3 separate regions of the Homo sapiens genome follow, and all the other regions are linked to region 2. A link is an interaction called in ENCODE POLR2A ChIA-PET data of the cell type or tissue named here. Cell type or tissue: MCF 10A. All regions are shown on one strand.

The links. ChIA-PET counts read pairs that join two places held together with the same protein. Peaks named below come from ENCODE experiments on the same cell type or tissue, not always from the same donor. Only the 100,000 strongest peaks of a DNase experiment are listed, where the experiment ranks them.
Region 1: POLR2A ChIA-PET joins it to region 2 with 12 read pairs; 4 of 35 experiments call an interaction of 5 or more read pairs at or near these places.
Region 3: POLR2A ChIA-PET joins it to region 2 with 24 read pairs; 10 of 35 experiments call an interaction of 5 or more read pairs at or near these places.

The regions. Positions count from the first base shown.
Region 1 is chr17:50,023,988-50,031,987 of GRCh38, forward strand. No RefSeq gene overlaps it. Among named protein-coding and RNA genes, the nearest start is that of PICART1, 28 kb to the right of the region's middle. In MCF 10A, a CTCF peak has its summit at 3,010 (motif pointing right); DNase peaks (open chromatin) are centred at 3,074, 3,784 and 4,374.
Region 2 is chr17:50,147,673-50,155,672 of GRCh38, forward strand. It overlaps PPP1R9B (protein phosphatase 1 regulatory subunit 9B), which reads right to left and starts at 3,005. Exons shown (of 10, transcript NM_032595.5): 1 at 1,471-3,005. The coding sequence starts at 2,841. LOC124904025 (a long non-coding RNA gene) reads left to right here and starts at 1,063. Exons shown (of 3, transcript XR_007065841.1): 1 at 1,063-1,155. RefSeq lists enhancers at 587-656, 3,376-3,670, silencers at 1,387-1,506, 2,357-2,466, 3,116-3,205, 3,276-3,365 and a cis regulatory region at 5,888-6,924. In MCF 10A, CTCF peaks have their summits at 1,154 and 3,450; DNase peaks (open chromatin) are centred at 3,489, 4,149, 4,459, 6,429 and 1 weaker place.
Region 3 is chr17:50,059,277-50,067,276 of GRCh38, forward strand. ITGA3 (integrin subunit alpha 3) reads left to right here. Exons shown (of 26, transcript NM_002204.4): 2 at 4,801-4,928; 3 at 5,252-5,331. Among named protein-coding and RNA genes, the nearest start is that of ITGA3, 7.2 kb to the left of the region's middle. RefSeq lists enhancers at 2,876-3,376, 3,377-3,877, 4,832-6,031. In MCF 10A, no CTCF peak of the experiment used is centred here; DNase peaks (open chromatin) are centred at 1,825, 3,355, 5,135, 5,585 and 2 weaker places.

The DNA of each region.
Region 1 (8,000 bases), 120 kb before region 2:
GTGTATATACATATATAACATATACATATATACACACCTATGTGTATACACACATGCACACATACATGTATGTATACACACATGCACACATACATGTATGTATACACACATGCACACATGCATATGTACATGTATGTATACACATGCAAACACGCATGCATGCATATATGTATGTAGGGCATATGTACATGTATGTACCCACACATGCATACATGTACCCATACATGTTTGCATACACACATGTGTATGCGCATATACACACATGTATGCATACATACACATGTGTGCATATACATGTATGTATGCATGCACATATACATATGCATGTGTGCATACATACATGCATTTACATGCATGCATGCATGCATACATGTACGCATATGTGTATGCATGCATGTATGTACACATATGTATGCATATACATGTATGTATATGTGTATACATACATCTATGTATACACACATGTATGCATGTGTAAACACGCATGCATTATACATACATGTATGCATACACACATGCATGTATGCACGCATGCATGTGAATGCATGCACACATGTATACATGCGTACATGCATACATACATGTATGTGTATGTGGATACATGCGTGCATGCATGTATACACACATATGTATATATACACATATGTATGTGTGTGCACATGCATACATGTATGCATGCATGTATGCACGTATGTATATGAATGCATGTATGCATGTGTGCACGTATGCATGCATGTGTGCACACATATGTACAATGTATGGATGTGTGTATGCATGTATGTATGCATTATCCATGTACACATATATGTATGCATACATGTATGCATGCATGGATGCATGTCTGCATGTCTTCATGTATGTGTGCACGCATGTATGCATGTATGTGTATGCATTTATGCGTGTATACATACATGCATTTACATATATGCGTGCATACATACATACATACATGTGCCCATGCATCCATGCATGCATCCACACATGTATGCATGCATCCATGCATGCATCCACACATGTATACATGCATACACGCAACATGTATACATACATGTATGTGCGCATCCATGCATGTATACATACATGCATACATACATCCACACATGCATCCATACATGTATACATACATGTACACGTGCATGCATACATGCATCCATACATGTACACGTGCATCCATACATGCATCCATGCATCCATGCATGCAACATGCATGCATGCATACATGCATACATGCTGCATGCATACATGCTGCATGCATGCATGCACGCACGCATACATGCAGCATGCACGCACGCATGCATGCAGCATGCACGCACGCATGCATACATGCATGCATATATGTATGTGTGTGTACCTGTATACATGTATGTATACACACACACACACATATATAGAGAGAGAGTTCATCACAGCAGCTAACTCTAACAAGTACCCACTGTCTTCCTGGTAACCAAGGCTGTAGCTAGATGCCCCGTGTGTGTATATATGTATATATATATATATATACGTGTGTGTGTGTGTGTGTGTGTATATATATATATATATATATATATATATATATATATGGAGAGAGAGAGAATATATAGAGAGAAAGAAATATATATAGAGAGAGAAAATTTAGATATATATATATGTATCTTTTTTCGGGACAGGATCTTGCTATGTTGCCAAAGCTGGTCATGAACTCCTGGGCTCAAGCAATCCTCCTGCCTCGACCTCCCAAAGTGCTGGGATTACAGGTGCGCACCACCACTCCCAGCTAATTTTTTGTAATTTTAGTAGAAACGGGATTTCACTGTGTTGGCCAAGCTGGTCTCAAACTCGTGACCTCAAGTGATCCACCTGCCTCAGCCACCCAAAGTGCTTGGGATTACAGGTATGAGCCACCACACCCAGCTGTGATGCTTAAATTTTATGTGTCAACCAGACTGGGCCACAGGGTCCTCAAATAGAGCAGGGGAGAAAGAGTCACATGGAGATGGGTCTGTGATCAATCATGGGCTTCCCCTTTGAGGACCCCGAGGCTCCCGCTGCCCCACATGAAAGTGGGGTTCTATAACTAACAAGGAAGGGGGAATGGATGTCAGGGATAGGCAACCAGTGATCTCACCACACCTGGGATCCCCCCTTACAGGGACACAAAGTAAAGGGATGCCTGAAAGCCACCATGTGTTTTACAGCTGGCCCTGGGGCTAGAGAGCAGGACAAGGGGGAGTGAGGGCAGCTATGAAGCCCGGACCTGTGAAAAGGAGGGAAGAAACACTGTGGACATCAGCCAGGCATGGAGAGGCAGAGCCACGGAATGCCAGAACCAGAGTTACCCCCGGTTACACAGATGGGGGAACTGAGGCCTAGAGGGGGCCTGTGACCTGTCCAAAGCCACATAATGCTGTCTCCTGTCTCCAGGCCAGGGTATTTCCCTGTATTAGAGCTGTTGTGTTCACTGCTGGCCGTGGTGGATCCTCACTGCTGTCCTGCTCTAAATGGCAGAGTGTGGCTCTGGGCCCTGGGTGCCCATGGGGACTGCCTGGAGCCAGCAGGCCAAGTGTCTTCACACGAATTCAGAAGCAGGAGTGAAGGACCCACCCTGAGACAAACCAACCGACTTAACATATTTAGAAGTCGGGGAAGAGACAGGGAAGGACAGACAGAATTCCTGCCTGTCCGGTCCAGGGCCTGACTCTTGCCAGGCTGACCTTCCTGTCCGGGTGAGGGGAAGGAGGCGCTCATGCTCTTTCTGCCTGGAGGACAAAAGAGAACCAGACGAAAACAAAGGTCAGGGCATACGTAGGAGTTTCCAAAGGGCACAGGCGAGGAAGGAATCTCTTACCTAAGAGGGTTTTCAAACATAACAGAAAATTGCTTAAGTGTGCTGGAAAATAAGGCAGCATGGCTGAGAGGCAGGAGGAGGAACAGGGTGACCCCGGGATCTGCCTTGGTGGTGGCAGCCCAGGCTTCTGCTGTGTGGTGACCGGTGATGCTGGCCCTGACCATGGCTGCAGTTAGCGCAGTCGCCACCAGGTGGCAAGCATGCCCATTTCTGAAGGATTGGCTGCTGGAACTCCGATAACTGGTTGGTTGATGGATTTGTTTATCCATCCATCATTTATTTATTCAATCGTCATTCATTCATAGCTTTGATTCCCCCCAAGCATTTTTGACTCATTTGTGCCAGCAGGCATTGTGCTAAGTGTGAGGAGGAACCAAAACTGGCCCAGAAGAGGTGGCTGTTGTGGGCACCTCACACGGCCCTCCCTGCTCAGCAGCCCCGCGGGGGTGCCGGGACCAGAGTGGGCCATGGCGGCCAGGTACCTGTGGGTCAGTCCTGCAGCTGGCGGGGCCTGCCTGGATCGGATCCCACGGCAGCCACTCGGGCTAGCGCCCCCTGCCCTCCGTTCTGCCGCGGAGCCAGCGGGCAGTGGGCCCTGAGAGAGGTTTGGCTGGCCTCCCATGCTGGGCTCAGGCCGCCCGCAGTGGGGCTCAGGTGTAGCCGCACAGTGGTCCCTGGGGCTGAGGTTTTCTCCGTCTCTGTTCTTCCTCCAACCAGGCTCAACCTCAAACCGCGAGTCCACCCCTCTGCCCCCCTTCTCCCTTCCCTCTGCTGTGTTCTGCAGCGTTTCTCAGACGTGTACCTCTCCAGGGCAGAAAGTGGATCCCTGGAACAGGACTGGGTCCCGGGGCCTCAGGGTCACCGGATCCCTTCTGCTTTCCTCAAGCCTTGCTCCTGCCCCTCCCCTGCTTCCGGCTGTGAGGCCAGCGTTCAGCCAGAAGCATCCATGTCTTGGCTGTTGGCTCAGGCCCCACATGACGCATAGCCCCAGGAGGGCAGGGACCTCAGCTGATTCACTGTTGAAGCCCCAGGACCTTGCACAGTGCCTGCCACAGAGCAAGCCTCAACAAAGGTGGGCTGCATCACTCAAGGAAGGGGAGTGAATGCAGCTGTGCAAAGAGGAGGGCCACGAGCATCTATGGGAGGGCGGGGCAGGCGTGGATGCTGCAGGACACAGAGCGTGCCCACGCGCCTCGAGACTGCCCTGCGTTGAATTGGTGGAGCCCCTGGACCCGCTGCAGTGAGGACCATAGGAGCCCCAGTTTGCTCCATGGGACTCTAAATCCAGCAGGGGTGGAGTCATTTTTTGGGGCCCCCAGAGGACTTCCTTGGCCAGCAGCTGCAGTGCCCAGTCCTCCAGGAGAGTGTCAGCTGCCACTCTGTATTGCTTCCCTCCTCCCCTCTCCTGCTGCCCCAGCTTCCCTGGCAACTGGGGACACTGCCCCCCACCCCAACTACCAACCCAGGCCCCGTGCCTTCTGACTCACAGCAGCTCAACAGGAAAGCATCTGATCATGCCCACAGCCCTGGCATCTGGCCCACAGGAGTGGCACCCCTCCCCAAGACCTTCCACACAGTTTCTATATTAGGGTAATGTCCATTGAAATCTCTCCACCCCACCCCCAAGAAACCCCCCTGTGATACGTGGGGATGGCATAGCGCCCCGCCGCGCACTGTGCCAGGTGGAGTGGGAGTCCTGATCCTACCGGCTCATCACATTCCGCACATTCCCAGTGGGCAGGGTGGAGGAGGGGCTAGCCAGGGAGGAAGAATGCCGCTTGCCTCTGACATCCTGTGTCTGGGTTTGCTTCATCCCTACCCTCCCCGCCTGGGCTCAGCTCCCCTCCATGTGCCTCCTGGCCCCTCACACCTTGGACCCCCTGTCTAGCTCCCGCCTCTCAGGGCTGTCTTCCCTTTTCTGACCCGTCCTTCCTCTCCATTTTCTCCTCTCTCGCTCAGCCCTCTCCTCTCTGTCATCCTGGAGTCTGTGGTGAGAATTGGGGAGACCAGGCTGGGTTCTACACAGGGCCACTGTTCCTGTCCTAGACAGCCAAGCACGCTGGGTTTGGTATGGCCACAGCTCTGCGCCATCTCCTTGTGCATCCAGGACTTGCCCTCTCTGGCCATGGGCTCCTCCTGGGAGCGCTGGGCTCCCAGGGTCCCAGTCCTGATATCTAAGCTCCTCCCAAGGGCCTTAGTGGGGATGGAGCAAACCCCAATGGTCCAGGTCTCCATGCTGCCCTGGGGAGATTTCTCCCCAAATCCTCCTTCCAAATGGCGCAGGACTAGATTTGAGGGTCAGCTGCTCACCTGCCTCCCACCCCACCTGGACCCCGCTCCTCTCTTGTTGGAGGAGGGGCTGCCCACCTATCTTCTTTACGCACATCTGTGGGCATAGAGTCCAGTACCTGCACAAAGTTGTCCCGTTCCTGAAATACCTACATGCCCCTCCCTCTGCCCTCTGGTCACCTCCCAGCTCCTGACCACAGTGTGGTGGCCGAAGTGGAGCTGGGCTCCAGGAACCTCGAGTTCCAGTCCTGGCTCTGCCACTCACTTGCTGTGGGACCTAAGCTAGTCACCACCCTGCTCTGAGCCTCAGCGCCCGGGGGAATGACAGGAATGGACCGGTAGCCTCATGCTCCAGAGCCAAAGGGGATACCCAGCAGCCCCAGACCAGACAGATGTTCTGACCAGGTTCTGATGGAGGACATAGAGGGAGTCACCAGAGAGGTGTTCCCCTTTGGAGACAACTCTGTTTTGTTTATTTCTTTTCTTTTATTTTTATTTATTTATTTATTTATTTATTTTTGAGACAGAGTCTTACTTACTCTGTCGCCCAGGCTGGAGTGTAGTGGCACAATCTTGGCTCACTGCAACCTCTGCCCCCCAGGTTCAAACGATTCTCCTGCCTCAGCCTCCCGAGTAGCTGGGATTACAGGCACCTGCCACCACGCCCAGCTAATTTTTTGCATTTTTAGTAGAGACGGGGTTTCACTATGTTGGCCAGGCTGGTCTAGAACTCCTGACCTTGTGATCCGCCCGCCTTGGCCTCCCAAAGTGCTGGGATTACAGGCATGAGCCACCGCCCCTGGCCTGTTTATTTCTATTTTTATTTTTAAGAGATGGAGTCTTGCTCTGTTACCCAGGCTGGAATGCAGTGGTGCCATCATAGCTGACTGCAGCCCTGAGCTACTGGGCTCAAGTGATCCTCCCACCTTGGCCTCCCAAAGTGCTTGGATTATAGGCAGGGTCCAGCTTCTGCTTTGCTTTTTTTTTTTTTTTTTTTTGAGATGGAGTCTCGCTCTGTTGCCCAGTTGGAGTGCAGTGATGCGATCTCAGCTCACTGCAACCTCCGCCTCCTGGGCTCAAGCGATTCTAGTGCCTCTCAGCCTCTGGAGTAGCTGGGACTACAAGTACACGATGCCCAGCTAATTTTTGTATTTTTAGTAGAGACGGGGATTCGCCATGTTGGCCAGGCTGGTCTCTAACTCTTGGCCTCAAGTGATTTGCCGTTCTCAGCCTCACAAAGTGCTGGGATTACAGGCGTGAGCCACCACGCCCGGCACTGTTTTGCTTTTTAATTGAGCAAGGGGCAGGCCACTCCCAGGGGTTCCCCAACCTCAAACCACTGCTCCCTATCCCAGCCCCTCAGACCCTTCCCTTATCAGCAAGGTATGTCTGAAAAAGTAGTACTATGAAGATTATCTGAAATACACACACACACACTCCATTAGGTTGAGTGGTGAAATATTCAAAGCTTTCTACTACGATCAGGAGGCAGCTGAGGAGCCCACTGTTACCACTCCATCCAGCACTACCCTACAAGGGAGGCCTCAGGCAAGGGAATAAGGCACAAGAAACATTGTGAGAATTGTAAAGGGAGAAAGAAAACTGCCAGTATTTAGATGACATAGTGGCCCATAGACAAAATCCCCCAAAATATACAGACAAGCTGTTAGAATAAATAAGTAAATTGAGTAAGCTCACTGGATACAAAATCAGTATAAAAAATCAAATGTTGCTGGGGTAGGCAAAGATTTCTTTTTTTTTTTTTCCTTTAAATAGAGATGCGGTCTCACTATGTTGCCTAGTCTGGCCTTGGACTCCTGGGCTCAAGCAATCCTCCTGCCTCAGCCTCCTGAATAACAAGATTTCCTAAATAGGACACAGAAAGTACTAACCATAAAGGAAAAAACTTGATAAATTTTTCTCCATTGAAATTAGAATTACTAAGCCGGATGTGGTAACCCATGTCTGTGGTCCCAGCTAGTAGAGAGGCTGAGGCAGGAGGATTCCTTGAGCCTAAGAGTTTGAGTCCAGCCTGGGCAACATAGTGAGACCCTGTCTCTAAAAGTGAAAAAAAAAAAAAAAAAGGAACGAATCAAATGTTTTTCTACCAATGTACAATTAGGGAAAGGAATTAAAAGGACAACATCATTTATACATCATAAAAATATCAAATACCTAAAAATAAATCTAACCCAAACAGTGAAAGCTCCCTCACTACACAGAAAACTTCAAAACATCTTTGATAAATACTTAAAAATATCTAGGCCAGGCATGGTGGCTCATGCCTATAATCCTAACCCTTTGGGAGGTGGAGGCGGGCAGATCACTTGAGCCCAGGAGTTTGTGACCAGCCTGTGCAACATAGTGAAACCCCATCTCCACAAAAAATAGAAAAATTAGTCTGGTGTGGTGGCGTGTGCCTGTAAGAGGCTGAGGTGGGAGAATCACTTCAGCGCAGGAGGTCGACACTGCAGTGAGCCATGACTGTGCCACTACAGTCCAGCCTGGGTGACAGAGTAAGATCTTGCCTCAAAAAATAAAAAAATTTAAAGATAATCTAAATTAGTGTTCATGGATTGGAAAGCTCCACCTTGTAAATCCTCCCCAAATCAATCTATAGATTCAATGCAATTCCAATCAAAATCCTGGCAGGAATGTGTGTGTGTGTGTGTGTGTGTGCAGAAATCGATAAGTTGATTCTAAAATTTGTATGGAAATGGAAAGGATCAAGAATAGCCAAGACTTTCTTCAAGTAGAGCACAGCTGTAAGACTTCCAGTACTAGATATTAAGACAACATGGTATTAGTGCAAGGACAGAATAGAGAGCCTGTGGGACAGAATAGAGAGCCTTGAAGTGAATCCACCCAGATGTGATTATTTGAT
Region 2 (8,000 bases):
AAACTCTGCTTCAGAGTCCCAAGAAACACTACAGTCCCCCATTCCCTTCAGAACCCCACTGCCTTCAGGAGGGGAAAGGGGTTGGGAGAGGACCCCGCAGGTCCCAGCCCAGGGGAGAGGCTGGCCTGAGAGCCACTCACTTTTAACCTTTCAGGCCTCTTGCTGGGGTGGGAGGTGGGAGAGGGGCAGAGGCTGACATTCTGGGCGAGTGAGAGGAAAGTTGGGAAGCTTCAGAGTCCAGGAGTAGTTATGGAAACGACAAGCAAACAGATGGTGCTTTGGCTAGGGAAGGGTAAAGGCAGGGCAGGGTCCAGGCCAAGGAGAGTCCAGGGACCTGGACACTTCCATGGGGCGGACCTGGGGCCGGGTGCAGCTGAGCCTGGGGCGGTGAGGAAGAACCCTGCAGGCTGAATGTGCTAGCCAAGAGTGGAGGGTGGTGGGAAGTGGGGGGAGGGGTGGCCTGGGGTTTTTGATTCCCCCCAGGGGATGTTCCCTCCCCATCAGGGCTGTTCTGAGGATCTCAAAGCTCTGGCACAACCCACAAACCAACCACCAATAGTGGCCGTGGGGATGAGACCCCCAAAAGGGGCAGCTCCCATCCCTCTTTCAGGGCTCCCAGAGAATGTGGCAAGAACACTTGGGGCCTGCCAAGGCCATGGGAGTCTGTCCTATTGAGCAGCCAAGAGTAAAGGCATGCCCACTACTGCCAGGCACCCAGGGGGATCCCAGCCCCACCTCCTCCTCCTCCATGCCTGCAGAAGGCCTCTCCCCATCAAGGACCACACAAAGTGCCCCTCCCTGTGCAAGGAGGACCGGGCAGCTGGCCTGCAGGGACCCCCAGGGAACACGGCGCCAGCCAGTCACATGGCCACAGACCAGCTCACCCTCACGATCTGCTTCCCTCTTTCACTTCTGCAAAGTTGGGGTGGGGGTACAAACAGAATAGAGGAAGGGCTGCCTGCGGTCCCCTGCAGCTTCGTTTTGAGAAGTTCCTGGCTTTCCCCTTTCTCACCTCATCCAGCTCCCATACAGGGGGAAAGCACCCCGGCCCCCTCTCTACCCAGTGAAGGGCAAATGTCTCTCCTGAAGACACACACACCCCTTCACACTACCCAACCCCAGCCTCTGGCAGCCTCTGGAGGAAGGAATGTCCGGGTGAGGAAGGGAAAGCAGGTGTCCCAGGACCCGCGTGGGGCAGGGCGGGTTCCGCGGAGCGGCGGGGCGGGGCAGCAGGCGGAGGAACCTGAGGGCAGGTCGGGGCAGGCCACCCCCCTCGCACACCTGAAAATCCCTCTCTGACAAACAGCTGGAACTCCCCCACGCCCCCCTGAGGGTGGGAACTTCTGGGAAGGGGGCTGGGTGGCAGGGGCTGACTCAGCCTGCCAAACCCGGCTGGCTGGCTGGCGAGCGGGGGCGGCCGCGTGCACGTGGCAGGGGCGGCGCGGGGGCAGGGCGGGGGGGCTCACTTACTTGGATGGGCGCCGTGCTGAAATGGATCTTCCGGCTCGGGGCTGGGTCCTCCTCCTCCGACAGCCCCGGGATCTCCACGCACCCCGACTCGGGCTCGTAGGGGGGCTCCCCATCCTCCTCGTCGTCTTCGTCGTCCTCCTCCAGGGCACTGCCCGCAGAGTCCTCCCCGAGCCCACTGTAGGCGCTCACGTCCACCAAGTCCGCCTCCGAGAAGTCCTCCTTCTTGGATTCATCTACCTCCTCAGGGGCCACGTCCGGGGCCCGGCCATTGCCCACCCCCCTCTCTGGCGGCGCTACCGCCGCCGCCTCCTTCTCCGGGGCCGCTTGGGCCTTTGGCTCCTCGGGCGCGGGGCTGGCTGCAGTTGCCACGGTGCTGCCATTCTCCAGGGCCGCGTGGACCGTAACCTCGGCCTGGATCACCTCCCCGGGCGCCGACTCGGCCTCCGACTCCCCGCTCTCCTCCACCTCCACCGGCTTAATCTTGCGCACCTCCCGGGGCTTGGGGGGCGGCCGGGCAGGGGCCACTCGGTGCTGCGGGGGCTGCTGCCCTGCGGGGCATCGCTCTTTCTCGGCCGGGGCATCCCCCGACGGGGCGGGCGGCGGCGGCGGCGGGGGCTGGAACACCCGGGACCGCTTGCTGACCAGCTTCGAGTTGACCTGGGGAACCCCTGCGGCCCTGGGGAGCCCGGGCCCGCGGTGGAGGCCGGTCCTCGAGTCGGCCTTCTCGAAGACGGCGCTGAGCTGGCTGACCGTGGGGGACACGGCGTCAGCGTCCAGCTTGTCCAGCGCCTCGGTGCTGCCGTTGAAGCGCACCACGACGTCCAGCTTCCGGTCCTGCAGGCCGGCGCGCTCCTGCCTCAGCAGCCGCCGCGCCGCGGCCTCCTTGTCGCCGCCTGCGGCCGCTGGGGCGCTCCGTTCGAACAGCTTCCGCGTCTCCTGCAGCCGGGACGGCGGGTGCGGCGGCGGCGCAGGCTGCGCGGAGGGCGCGGGCTTGGAGTCGAAGCGGCTCACGCGCTCCGACACGCTGGTGCCCAGCTTCAGCAGGGCGCTGTGGTCCACGTTCTCGTTCAGGCTGCTGGCCCGCGGCAGCGACAGGCGCACGCCGCGCTCGGACGCCCGTGGGGCCTCGGCCAGGCCCGCGCCGCCGCCCGCCTCGCCCGAGGGCCCCGCCGTCGTGCCCATCTGCAGGAACATACTTTTGATGCGGTGGACGTTGGAGCCATATTTCTTGTGGTGGGCCCCCTTGGGTGCCTCGTCGGGCCCGGGCGCGTCGGGCGGCTTCAGCGCCTGGATGCCCGCCTCGTAGGCGCTGCGGTGCGGGGAGGCGCTCCGGAGGGGACCCCCGGGCCCCCGTGGCTCCGTCTTCATCATGGTGGGGGGAGCCGGGTTCGCATGCCCCTGCTCCCCGCTCCCCCGCTTCAACAGGCGGCTGGCCAAGTCGGGACCACCGCCCCCTCCCCCCGATAAAAGAAACCCCGAAGGCCTTTTTTAGGGTCCCCCCAAAACCAAGCTGCCAAAAACAGTTAATCCCGCTTTAAAAAAAAAAATGAAAAAAAAAAAATCTCCAAGCGCCCTGTGTGTGGGTCGCCTCCCCCAATCAAGCTGCCGAAGACAGCCAGCCCCGCTTCAAAAGCCCGAGCGGCCTGGTACGGTCGCCCCCACCCAAATTAGCAAAGCGGCGTCTGGGGCCGGTGGGAGCGCGCGCCCTGCCCGCGAAGCAGCCGCGGTGTCGCCGGCTCACATCGTCCGAGACGGTGTCAGCGGGGCTGGCAGCCCGGGCGTCCCCCAGTCCGGCCGGAGGCCTCGGCTCTCGGGGGGCCCGGCACCCCAACGCCCATGGCTGCTCCGCCGGCCCGGGCCGCTCCGCCGCCGCGCCTCCCTCCCTCCCTCCCTCCCCCCCGTGCCCCGAGCCTCGGTCTTTCTCTGGCTTTGCCCGAGCGGCGGCTGCCGGAGACCGAGCGGCTGCCCTTCTCGCAGCCGCCGCTGGGGGACTGGCACCTCTGGGTCCTAAAGGGATCGGATTTCCGGGGCCGGAGCCTGTGAGCCCTCCCCTTCCCCTCCACCCGAACGGATCCCCTCCCCTCCCCAGCCCTCGCGGAGAGCCTTCCGCTGCCCCCGGACGTTGGCCAGCACTCTTCAACCTGCTTCCATCACAACTTCTGACTGCGGTCACAACCCACAGAACCGCACCTCCATGAAATATTGGGGGGAGGCAGTACATCCACGATGGTCTCAGTGTGAGGGGAGGGGGTTTGTAGGGAGGGGCAGAGGTTCATTCTTCAGTGTCCTCGGAGCTAGCTCTTCGGTGTGCTTCAAGCCTTTAGCATCAGAATCGCTGGGCACTTGGTAAAAATGCAGATTTCTGGGATCTCTCTCGAACCTTGTGAAGGAGAATCTCCGAGGCTGAACCCAGGAATCTGCATTTTAACACTTCACTACAGGCAATCTTTGGCCCCCTTGGAGGTGTGAAACCTTGGTCCAGCGCTGGTGACCTTTCGATGGTGGGGGAGGGGTGGTGAAGAAAGGAGGTGAACCCCGTCATCCAAGTAGCAGGGGATCACCAAAACTGCCGAAGTCTGGAAAGGATGTCCTGTCGCCTGTCTGCTGTGCACCCGTCTTCAGGCCCCTACCCTGGCACTCCTGCCTCTCAAACCGGAAGGAAGGGTTTGGGAGCAGGAATTCGAGAGGCCTGGGGCCAAAGTTTCGCCAGTGAGAGCTCTAACTTGGGTCTCTGATTTAAAGGATCCTGGCCACTGTGTTCCGGTTGGGGTGGGGGGGTGGGGAGGGTGACAGTGACTTACACATCCCCTGTCCTGGCAACCCAGAAAGCTGTTTGATGCCCTCTGCACCCCCCGCATACACAGCTAGGGTGCTGGCGCTGCCTGGGCCCTGGGTGTGAGAGTCCGCCCTCTGGACAGGTCCAGGTGAGCTGGTTCATTCCACACATCCCAGAAACTGGTGAACACAATGGGCCCTAGGACCCAGAGAACAACTCAGGCACAAAGCCTCCCCCCACTCCCAGCTGCTTCCTGCATCTCAGGCCTTTCTGCGGCCTCTGCCTCCTCCCCCGCCCTCTTCCCCTCCATCCTCTTCCTCCTTTTCCTAATCTCCCACTCTCTCCCCCCTGGCCTGGAAGGGCTGGCAAAGGGAGCCCTCCTACCACTCCACTGCAGGGGTGTGTGTGGGTTTTGTGGGATATTAACGCGTTACCATGTGCAAAAGAGCTTAGAGTACAGCGTGGGGGATGGGGTGTGGGGAAGCCGCCTGGGAACCCTGGATATTGGGATCGGGAGGGGCCAGGAACCGCAGGACTGATCCTGAGGCTGGTGCTAAGGAAGAGGGAAGATCTAGGTTGTGAGCTAGAGCCGGAAGTGAACCCAGACCTCACACTTTCCAAATGCCACCTGCATCTTTGCCCAGTTGCCCAGGAAACTTACCCCTCCCCAGTTTTGCACTTTGGGATGGTGCAGGGTGAAGAAGTCTGTCTCCTAACCCTTCTTAGAAGGCCTCTGTCAGGAGCAAGCTTTGGGACTTAGATTTCCAAACTCAAGATTGGGTCTTGAAAACCCCTCCCCACAGGCCCCCCAACCCCAATATAGAAGTCCGGAGAAGACAGAAACCTCACCCAGTTGGGGTTTGGAAGTTTGTACAATGTACTCAGAAGCTCTTGTGTGGATTGGAGGAGGGCGCAGGCCCCTGTGTTCTGCCCAGAATCTCCCACACCCTTGGTGGTAGATCATCTTAACTGGTCCCAGCCCAAGGGGTCTGTGCCCACGCGTCTGGCCAGGTGGGGAAGCCCCCAGTTTCTGAGGGTGGGAGAAGGAGCTGAGAACCAGCTACCAGGCCCAGAGACCCTCGGACTCCCAGCATTTCCGGTAGCAGCTTAGAGCAAACTGGAATTACAGGGGTGCTCTTGGGTCTCCCTTGTCCAAAGGATTATGAATCTCCGGACAAACCCCTTTAACAGACCCTTCTAGGGGGTTTGGGCTTCAAGAGGGTGGAGCTAGCCAGAGCTTGGGGGACTGAGGCTAATCAGTGGGATTATTATTTCATGGGCTCCTGGTTAGCAGAGCAACACCCTGGCCAGAATTCCCAAAGACGCTTTTATGGAGCGGTAAGTGCTTCACCATCACTTGTTCTCTGGTGTCAGGCACCAAGCCGGCTGGCCTGTGAGATGGGTGAAGAATGGGGTCTCATTCCCTCCATCCCTTCTCTGCCTGTCTGGAGCAGTAATCGCACCTGATAGGAACAAGGAGGGTTTGGGAGGGTTACCATCCAAACTGAAGGCTTTAAATAGAATTTTCATTCATTGGGCTGTCATCTTCACCTACATCCTCCAGTGAGGAAGCACTCCAGGATAATTTAACCACCCTTTCTCTTTCCTTTGTCTTCATGGAAGAGACTTTGATGGCCAAGTTGCCCAGTGGTCTTTGGATGGAAGTTCCTTCCTTACCTTTGCCTTGGCATAGAGTGGTTGACCTAGGAGCCAGGCTGCTAGGGTTCAAATCTTGGCTTCACTGCTTACTGGCTGTGTGACCTTGGACAAGTCACTTATCCTCCTCTGTGCCCTGGGAGGATGAAAGAAGGCCCAGAAAGGACGAGAGTGGCTCGGACACAGAAGATAGGGTGTGGGGGAGGAGACGCCTTTCCCAGCCTGTGCTAAAAAGGCCAGAGGCTGCGATAGGCAGAGATAATTCACCCCCAACTCTCCTCCTGGTAACCGCCCCCCTGCCACAGCTTTCCCACACCCCCCCAAATCTGCTTAGGGCCCTTGGGAAGATGCTCTGTTAGGACTCTTCCCCAAGGCTTGCTAGTTTTAAACACCAGGTGTAACTGCAAAGATAGTGATGAAGGCAGGGAGAGGCCTGACGAGCGATAAGTCCCGAGCCCTCAGCGCCCTGGGCGCAGGCCCGGGCTGGGTGCCAAGGCTGGCTTCTCTTTCCAGCCCTGGGGCCTTGAGACTCAGCTTCTAAAAGCGGTTTTTCCTTGGCCACGGTCATCTAAGCAGAGGCTGGCCCAGACCCTGCACTTGGATCCTTTTGTGGTGAGCCAGTGGTCCCCACCCAGTTGCTCTCCTTCAAGAGTTGACCTCTGCCAGGGATTTGGGCTGGTTATAGGATGCTGGAAAGGTATGCTGGAAAGGTGTGTGTACACCTCAAATCCAGGATGTCAGTGTTGGAGGGGCCTTTAGTGGCCCTTGGCTGACCTCTTCACAGGGAGAATGACGAAAGCTGAGAAGTGACATACCTAGTTTTAAAGGAAACAGACCAGGCTAGGGTTCATGAGGCCTGAATTGAGTCCTAGCTGCACTCATTTGCTGGATGACCGTGGGCTAGTCGTGTCCCCTCCCAAAGCCTGTTTCCTCAAAAAGCTTAGCTTGAGTGTCTGAGTGTTTCCTGAGCATAGATAACCCTAGGTGTCCCTCACTTTTGTGCATGCAGCACAGGCCTTGAAGCCAGGCCATCTCTGTTAGAATCTCCAACCTCCCACTCCCCAGCTAAGGGGCTTCAACAAATTCCTTCATCTATAAGATGAAGATAATATACCAACTTCATAGAGTTTTTGTGAGGAATAAATGGGTCCTCAATGCATAAGGCACTAAAAGGGGGCTCAGAGTGTTGGCTGTTACTGATTGCAGGGTATCCAAGCACATGTGGGGGTGTGTGCCTGCATGCACATGTGGGCAGGTGTGGCTGAGAATGAAACTCGGTGTTTGCATCTCTCTGTGTGTCTTCACAGGACTTTGGGGCTCTCATTTTCTTTAAGGTTCAATATGTGAAATTCTGAAATATAAACACCCCTTGCTTACAGCTTCTCCAAATCTTTGGGGGTCATTCTTGGGATGACCTCTCTTCTCTACTTCCCAAAGGGTTTTTCACTCCTGCCTGTGGGTGCCTCAAGCCCCTCATTGTCCCTGCAGGGAGAGGGGTCCCTTAGGGTCCTCTCACAGCTAGGAGACTGCCTTGCTGCTGGTTCCCTCTGCTGTACCCAGTTTCTTTCTATCACTCTCCACACTTGCTCCAGTGGCTCTTGGAAAGTTCAGATACATCTTGGAGACTAGGGAGGGAGACTTGGTAGGAGGAGTCAGGGTGTGTGTGTGTGTTGGGGGGCGGGGGAAGGGGTTGGACAGAGGAAAGATTTCTCCAAATCATCAGTTGCTTTAAAAGAAAGCCTATATTTAGCTGGGCTTAGAGGGCCTGTAAATATGTATTTTGCAAGGCAGACAGCCCGTAGCTGTGGGAGCTCCAGAGATATGCAGGGAGGTCAAAGAAAAAAAAAATAATCAGAAAGATTAGGCAATATATTTTGTCATCAGCAGATTCAAAAAACTCTACTGCCTGCTCTCACTGCTAATAATACACATTTCTGTGTTTCGATGGTTCCTATGTTTCATCTGCCCTCCAGATCTTGTGCAGTGGGTGCCTGAGAAGGAGACTGGCTCTCGGAGACACCTTTTCCTGCCAGCCTTTGCCTCATCTGCCCTGGGTCAGAGGAAACAGCATCCCACCATCTCCATCCCCACTAGCCCG
Region 3 (8,000 bases), 88 kb before region 2:
CTCTGCTCCAGCACCTGCACTGACATTCCCTCCTGGGAATCCAGGCATTCTGGTCTGGCCTGACCCTGTGGGCCTATGGGGATACTGCCGGTCCTTCTCTCTCTTTCACTTTTGCTTGGAAATGAGGGTATCTGGGAAGCCCAGGGCAGGGTGGCTCCTAGAAATGAGGTCATGCCTGAGGTACGCAGGAGCCAGGCTCACCTGCCATGCTCTCCTAACATCATGTTTCCCTGGGCAAAGCAGGTGCCTGGCAGCCTTCAAGGTTCGTGCCAGCAGAAATGGGCACAGCAGCTGTGGCTGGAGGCAGAAGGCCTGCTCGTGTAGTATCTTTTTCCTCTGGCTCTACCCAGTGACCAGTCTAGGCCAAGAGGCTTTCAACTGGGCAGGAGTAGGGGAAGCCTGATCTTGTAGAAAAAGCAGCAGCGAAGGGGGCTTGGTCAGAAGTAAACAAAGAAGGAAGAAGATCCCCTTTGCAGTAAGAGGAATTGAGGTTAGATGACACTTAGAATGCCCTCGGGGGTCAAATACAGGAAAAATACTGAAGAGCCAAGGAAAGGGAGCAGAACTGAGAAAAATGGCCTTGTTCTTTTTTTATCTGAGGCTTAGCCAGGGCTCTTTTTCCTGTCCTTTCTCATTCTCTCTCTCCCTCCAGCTTGTTGCTCTGGTTCTAGGGCTGAGTCACCAGTGGGGAGAGGGGGCTGGGTGGGCAGCAAGGGAAGGGTCAGGAAGGATGGGGAGGGCTGCAGTTTCAGCTGCCACAGGGCCGGCCTCTGGGGAGATGGCTAATTCGGGCAGCAAGGCTGGCATAGAGCTGGGATCCAGGCATCCCAGAGCTGCCCCCACCCCTTCTCTGGGGCTCAGAGGTGGAGCAGGCACCCTCCCCACCTGCCTCCCGGCCGGGGATAGGAGGGGAACACAGGAGGCTAGGTACCCAAGGAGTGAGGCCCTGCCATGTTGGCCTGAGTGCTAGATCCTTTGGCCCCCTCTGGAATCCTCCCATGGAGCCACCAAGTGCCTCCCTGAGGTGACAGAATCTGGGAAGGTGAATCTTACAGGCTGCTTCTCTGAGCATTACCCCACCCCAGTGCCCCCAGGGGCCTTCTCCTCTTTGAGGTGAGCCAACCTGGTACCCTGAATTCTCCTGGGTACTGTGCCGCGCCCTTCTTTGATTCTTCTGCTTTCTCCTTGGCTGTTCCATTAGCTCTGAACTGCCCCAAGGGGAGTGATAGGGCAGGGGTAAGGAAGGGCTTTTTCGGAACTTGGAGCTCAAGGGGCTCCGCAGAGGCCAAGAGGGGCTGTTTGGCTGGAGCCAATGGGAGGGTGAGGAGGCAGCTGTTGGAAAGCCCTTGAGTAGTCACTTCACCCATCCCACTCCATCTGGGGGGCTGGGGGTCTCTGCTCCCCCCAGTCCAGCCTGACTCCAGGAGAGGGGCAGTCCCATCTCCTATCTTCCTTGCTCTAAGAGCTCCATCTAGGCATCCCTCCACCTACTCTCCCTCCTTCTGGCTGCAGCTGAGGGGATGGGTTCAGTACTGCTCTGGAAGGGGTCAGCTTTTGGATTTTGTGATCTGGACCAGACCTAAAAGCAGGTGGCTGGCAGAATTGCTCATTTGTGTACTAATTTGCATTTCATTTGCATACAGTAAGGTCCCTCTCACCTTCAGGATTCTCCAACCCCCTCCGCACACACCTGGGTGTGTGTGGCTGGAGGAAGCTGGAACCACCCTCTGCACACCCGCCTTCCCCCATCCATGTGCAGGCCTCTGGCTGTAGACCCATTGGATCCTGGGCTGGGAGCCAGAGGGCCTTAAAGGGCCTCTGAGTGGGCCAAGTGGAAGCTAAAAATACTCTGGGGGGGTGAAGCGGGGGCTCACTCTGGAATCTCTGAGGAGGGAGGGGCCTGGGATGTAGGGCTGGGATTAGGGCACTGGCCCTGCCCTGCCCTCTATCAGTAGGCATAAGGCTGGTTCCAGGCAACAGGCAGGAGGGTATTGGTGGTAAGGGGAAGTATTTCAATCTGATTGACATGCGTGCCCAGCTCTGCCTGCTCAGTACCTTGGGAAGTTCAGAGGAGGGAGTCCCTTAGCCCCTTCCTGGCTGAGTTGAGGGGGCTGGGAGGGCATGGAGACCCTTTTGCTCAGCTGCCTCCTGTATGACAACATGGGCAGGGCAGCAGCAGCAACAAGGGGGCAACACTTCCATTACAGGCGTGCCCAAGGCCCGGCCTCCCACTGAGGCCCGGACCCCTTAGTGTCACTGTAGAAAATTCCCAACCTCCACCTCCAGCCAGATCTGAGCCCCCGCTGTAGAGTGACTCTAGCTGCCAGCGCTCCCACCCTGACCCCAGTGATCACCTGGTATCCTCAAGCCATGGAAGTCTTCCTATGTCTCCCTGCTGATCTCTCTAAACCACCAAAGGAGTCTCTTCTTTTCCCTCTGCTCCAGGTTCCCTAACATGCCAGGGCAGAAATTCCTGGGTCCAGCCAGGCACGGTGGCTCACGCTTGTAATCCCAGTAACTTGGGAGGCCGAGGCGGGTGGATCACCTGAGGTCAGGAGTTCGACATCAGCCTGGCCAATATGGCGAAACCCCATCTCTAGTACAAATACAAAAATTAGCTGGGCGTGGTGGTGCATGCCTGTAATCCCAGCTACTTGGGAGGCTGAGTCAGGAGAATCACTTGCACCCGGGAGGCGGAGGTGGCAGTGAGCCGAGGTTGTGCCACTGCACTCCAGCCTGGGTGACAGAGCAAGACCCTGTCTCAAAAAAAAAAAAAAAAAGAAAGAAAAAAAGAAATTCCTGGGTCCCTGGAGGGAGGGCTGGAGGCATGCTAGACCAGTCCTGATGCCACAACAAATCGGAACAACAATGCTCACATTAGCTATGGCTTCATATCAGAACACCTTTTTGTAGAATAGACCTATTTGTTCCTCTAGCAACCCTGGAGGTCAGCAGGAGAGGGGCTGCCCCCATTTTACAGATGGGGCACTCAGGGCTCAGAGAAGGAAAGGAAATTGCCCCTTCAGGCAGAACAAACCCTAGACCCAGGTCCGTGGGTTCTCAGGCTGAGATGCTCCTTTCCCGCAGGCTGTGGGTCCCTTCTCTCATCTGTCAGGCACGCCAGAGAGCGGATGTCCATGGGTGGTCAGGCAGTGGACTCATCGAGGCCTTCCCAGCCCAGAGAGAAGTGACTCTCCAGGCCTGGCTGCCACCCTGGCCCCCTGCCAGCCTCCCTGGCCAGGAAGCTTCACCCCTTCTCCCAGGAACACTTCCCCAGGGTGAGGTCTGAGCTGTTGTCTTGAAGTATAGGCAAGGTCCCACCCCCTTCCCAGCACCCGCAGGCAGTACATTCCTGACTCCCAGTGGGTGGAGATACCCCAGGCCCTGGCATGCCCAGGCCCTGCACTGCCCTGCCCTGCCCAGCCCACTCCCTGTAGCCCACACTCACAGGTCCCAGGCAGAAGCTACAGGCGTGGCTGTTGCTTGGCACTTCCAGACTGGCAGGAGGCCCAGAGCCCAAGTTCTGAGCTGGGAGCTGTAGAGTGATAGAGTTGCTGGGGCCAAATGGTGGGGCACCTGGGAGGTGCCTGCCACCCGAGAAGGCCAGGGCCATCAGGATTGAGCAGGGGCTCCTGGCAGAACATTTAGAGGCTGCAGGGAGGTGATGTGGGGAGAAAATCTGCTAAAACTGAGTTCTCAAACTGGGGTGCACCAGATTCCACCAGATGGTGTGTTGTGGGCAGAGGAATCTACCTTTTTAACAAAGATCCCCGGGGTTTCTGATGGCCCAAGGCTTGTCCTCTAAGATGGCATTTCAGGGCCAACCCCTGCCTCTTTCTGCTCCAGCCACCCCTCTGGTATGGGACGGGTTGCCAGGGTCCTAAGCATCCTTGCAGGAACTTGCTGTCTGCATCCCCAAAGATGGATTCTGGGCAGGCTGGGAGCAAGGCAAGAGCCCTTTCCCTCCCCACCTGCTGCCCACCCACTGGGAACTCTGCTCTGGGGCCACATTGTCCAAAGTGTCAGGTACTTATCCCAACCCCTACCTGTGTGCCTGTCTTAAGGTAACTGGGGAAGGATGTTGGACATCACCCAGGTCGCTTAGGGGCCCAGGTCTCCAAGATCTGAGTCTCCACATGGCTTCAGGAGGAAAAACCCAGCGTTCTGACAACCCAGTCCCCTAAGTTCTCCCCTCTGAACCCCCAGAATTTGAACTCTCTGCCAGGATTCCTCATCTTGCTCTCTTCTGGTCTACCTTCATCTCAAAGGCCAAAGCATTCCTTCCAAAACTGAGATCTGGCCATGTCATGCCCCTGCCTAAAATCCCTCTGTGGTTCCCCTAAGGACCTTCCCAGCCTGCCTTTGTGTGCCTCCCCAGAGGCTCCTGGACTCCAGCTATGCTGAGGGCCTTGCAGGTCTCTGATTCACCCTGCTGGCTCTTGCTTCCTGGCCCTGCACATGTGTGCCTTTGCCCAAGTGCTCTTCCTCCCCTTCTTCACCTGGAGAACCCTGGTGATTGTCCTCAGACTCAGATTAGGTCACCTCTTCTGCTGGCCTCCATCACTGCCCCCTCAGCCCTGAGCCTGGGCTACTGTGCTCCCTGCTTCCCACTCCCGGGGCACTTCCTTCTAGTGTCTTTTTTCCTTGCCTGCCTTACCCTACACTGGGCACTTCTGGAGGGCAGGAGCTGGGGGTCTCCTGGCACCAAGAATCTGTAAATGTATGTTGAATAAATAACAAGTTGTTCCAAGTGGGGCTTGGGGAGTCTGAACCCGGACCCACCTCCGTCCCTATCCCCAGGCTCCTGGCTGGTGCCCCCCGGGAGCTCGCTGTGCCCGATGGCTACACCAACCGGACTGGTGCTGTGTACCTGTGCCCACTCACTGCCCACAAGGATGACTGTGAGCGGATGAACATCACAGTGAAAAGTGAGGGGAAGGGGCTGGGGAGGGGTGCTGGGTCAGAGGTCTGGCAGGGGGGTACCGCAGAGAGAATGGCCTGGAGGAGATAGAAGGCTTGTTCACACGGCTTCTAGTCGCTTCTTGTCCAGCTGGGAAGAGGGTGCCCTAGAGGAGAGTGGGGCTGGATGGGATTGGTAGAGCTCAGAATAATGACGAGCTGGAGAAGGGGAGTTGGGAGGGCTGCCCTGTGGGTGGAGGGCCCAAGCGGGACCCACTCCTGCCCTCTGGAGACTTTGGGCACTGAAGTATGGGTGAGGTGCTCTGATTCATGATCCTTCCGGTGCCCACAGATGACCCTGGCCATCACATTATTGAGGACATGTGGCTTGGAGTGACTGTGGCCAGCCAGGGCCCTGCAGGCAGAGTTCTGGTAAGTGGGTGCTCAGTGTTGGCTCCTCCACCTCTACCCGGCTCTCCCCTCATCTCCAGAGCTGGGAGGAAAGAAGAGGGCAGCAGGGGGGTCCACGGCGCGTGTGTGCTGGGGCCTGCACACATGTCCCTTCCTGTGGCTGTGTGTCCCTCGCTCTCTGCACTCCTGGGGAGGGGGTGAGTATCCTGTGCTCTCCCAAACCCCCGCACGGCCTGAGTTCTCTGACTCATCCACTTCCTCCGCATGCCTACACTGGGTGCTCAGCCTTCGTGGGAACAAGCCGAGGGAGCCGAGGGAACTGCAAGGAGGAGAAAGGGCAGAGAGGGCCCCAGGCAGCTCAGCGCTGGCTGGCGCTCCTTCCTGGGAGGCTGACTGCCGGAAGAGGCCCAGCCCTGCTGACCCCGGCTCACCCAGCTCTGGTCTGGGGGCTAATCAAATGTGTCACCTCCTGCCCACATTCTATAGTGGCAGCCCCTGAGTTCTCCATTTCTGGGTCCCAGATAGACATTTCCCCCCGCATTTTTTTCTCTCTCTGTCTCTTGTTGTTGTTGTTATATTCCAAAAAGGATTTTGATTTTATTGCTTCACACACAGAAGAGTTCTGGTTAAGGCTTGCCTTGCTCCTGGTGCTCATATGATGCCACCAGGATGTGATTTATCTCAAGCACTTAACTCTGTGTTCTTCGTGTTGCCTCCATTCTTTGATAGGCATTCTTTTCGTAGTGCCAAGATGAATGCAACAGCTTCAGCTTTATCTTCTTTGACCTTCAAGTTCTATAGTCCCAGTAGATATCTGACTACAACTCATTAGCTCTGACTATTTCAGGTACTCCTCTCTGAAACAATTACTGTGACCAAGAGAATGCAATACTTATACTTTCTTCAGACATGAATTATCAGTATCCAGATAGGCACATAAACTCAGTCTTAGAATGTGTTGCTTTGATGTCAGGTTTTTCTCTTGCCTTGATAGTTCCACATGGCTGGGGAAGCCTCACAATCACGGTGGAAGGCAAGGAGGAGCAAGTCCCATCTTACGCTGATGGCAGCAGGCAAAGAGAGAATGAGGCTGTCTCTCTCTCTCTCTCTCTCTCTTTTCTTTTCTTTCTCTTCTTTCTTCTTTCTTTCAAGATAGAAGACTCCCAGCTGGGTGTGGTGGTTCACGCCTGTAATCCCAGCACTTTGGGAGGCCGAGGCCGGTGGATCATGAGGTCAGAAGTTCGAGACCAGCCTGGCCAATATGGTGAAACCCTGTCTCTACTAAAAATATAAAAAATAAGCCGGGTGCAGTGGTGCCCGTCTGTTGTCCCAGTTACTTGGGAGGCTGAGGCAGGAGAATCGCTTGAACCTGGGAGGTGGAGGTTGCAGTGAGCCAAGATCACACCACTGCATTCCAGCCTGGGTGACAGAGCGAGACTCCATCTCAAAAAAAAAAAAAAAAAAAAAAGACTCCATCTCTCAACCAGGCTGGAGTATAGTGGTGCCATCTCAGCTCACTGCAGCCTTGACTTCCCAGACTCAAGCGACCCTCCAGCCTTAGCCTCCCAAGCTAATTTTTAAAGTTTTTATAGAGACAGGGTCTGACTGTGTTGCCCAGGCTGGTCTCAAACTCCTGGGCTCAAGTGATCCTCCTGCCTTGGCCTCCCAAACTGCTAGTGCTAGGATTTCAGGCGTGAGCCACCGTATGTGGCCCCATTTTTCTTTTTCTTTCTTTTTTTTTTTTTTCTCTTAGAGATGAGGTCTGGCTCTGTCACCCAGGCTGGAGTGGGTGACATGATCATAGCTCACTGTAGCCTTGAACTCCTGGGCTCAAGTGATCCTCCTGCCTCGGCCTCCCAAGTAGTTGGGATTATAGGCAAGAGCAACAATGCCTGGCTTTTTTCTCATTTTAAAATTTGATGTGGCCAGGCTCGGTGGCTCATTCCTTTGGGATGAGGCAGGAGGATCGTTTGAGCCTAGGAGTTTGTGATCAACCTGGGCAACACGGCAAAATTCCATCTCTACCAAAAATATATAAATTAGCCCGGCATGGTGGTATGCGCCTGTAATCCCAGCTGCCTGGGAGGCTGAGGTGGGAGGATCACTTGAACCCCGGAGAGAAAGGTTGGAGTGAGCTGAGATCATGCCACTGCACTCCAGCCTGGGTGACAGAGTCAGATCCTGTCTCAAAAAGGAAAAAATTGATGTAATGTTTACATACAGTGAAATGTACAGATTTCAAACTTCAATGAATTTTTACAAATGTATGTACCTGTATAACCAAAGATATATCTTAAAATCACTCCAGAAGGTGCCCTTGTAACCCCTTCTAATCATTTGCCACCCCATAAGCCACCACTGCTGGGATTTCTGTCACCTTTGAACACTGTTTTAAGCTCCAGGTTGGCATCAGTTCACTGAAATGCCTTTTTGATAACCCTGTTATGGATGGCTGTGGTCTAGGAGCCCATTTAAAGTGATTCTGCACCCTGGATCCTTTAGCAGTTATTTACTCACTGTTCATTCAACAGATATTTGGTGAGCCCCTACTGTGTACCAAACACTGTGCTATTCCTAGAAGCTTAGCAGTGACTAAGACAGGCTCAGGTAACATGCTGGTGGAGCTCACAGCTAGAAGGGACCACAGAAAGCAAGTAAACAAGAACCAGGGCCTACTTCTGGACTTTGCC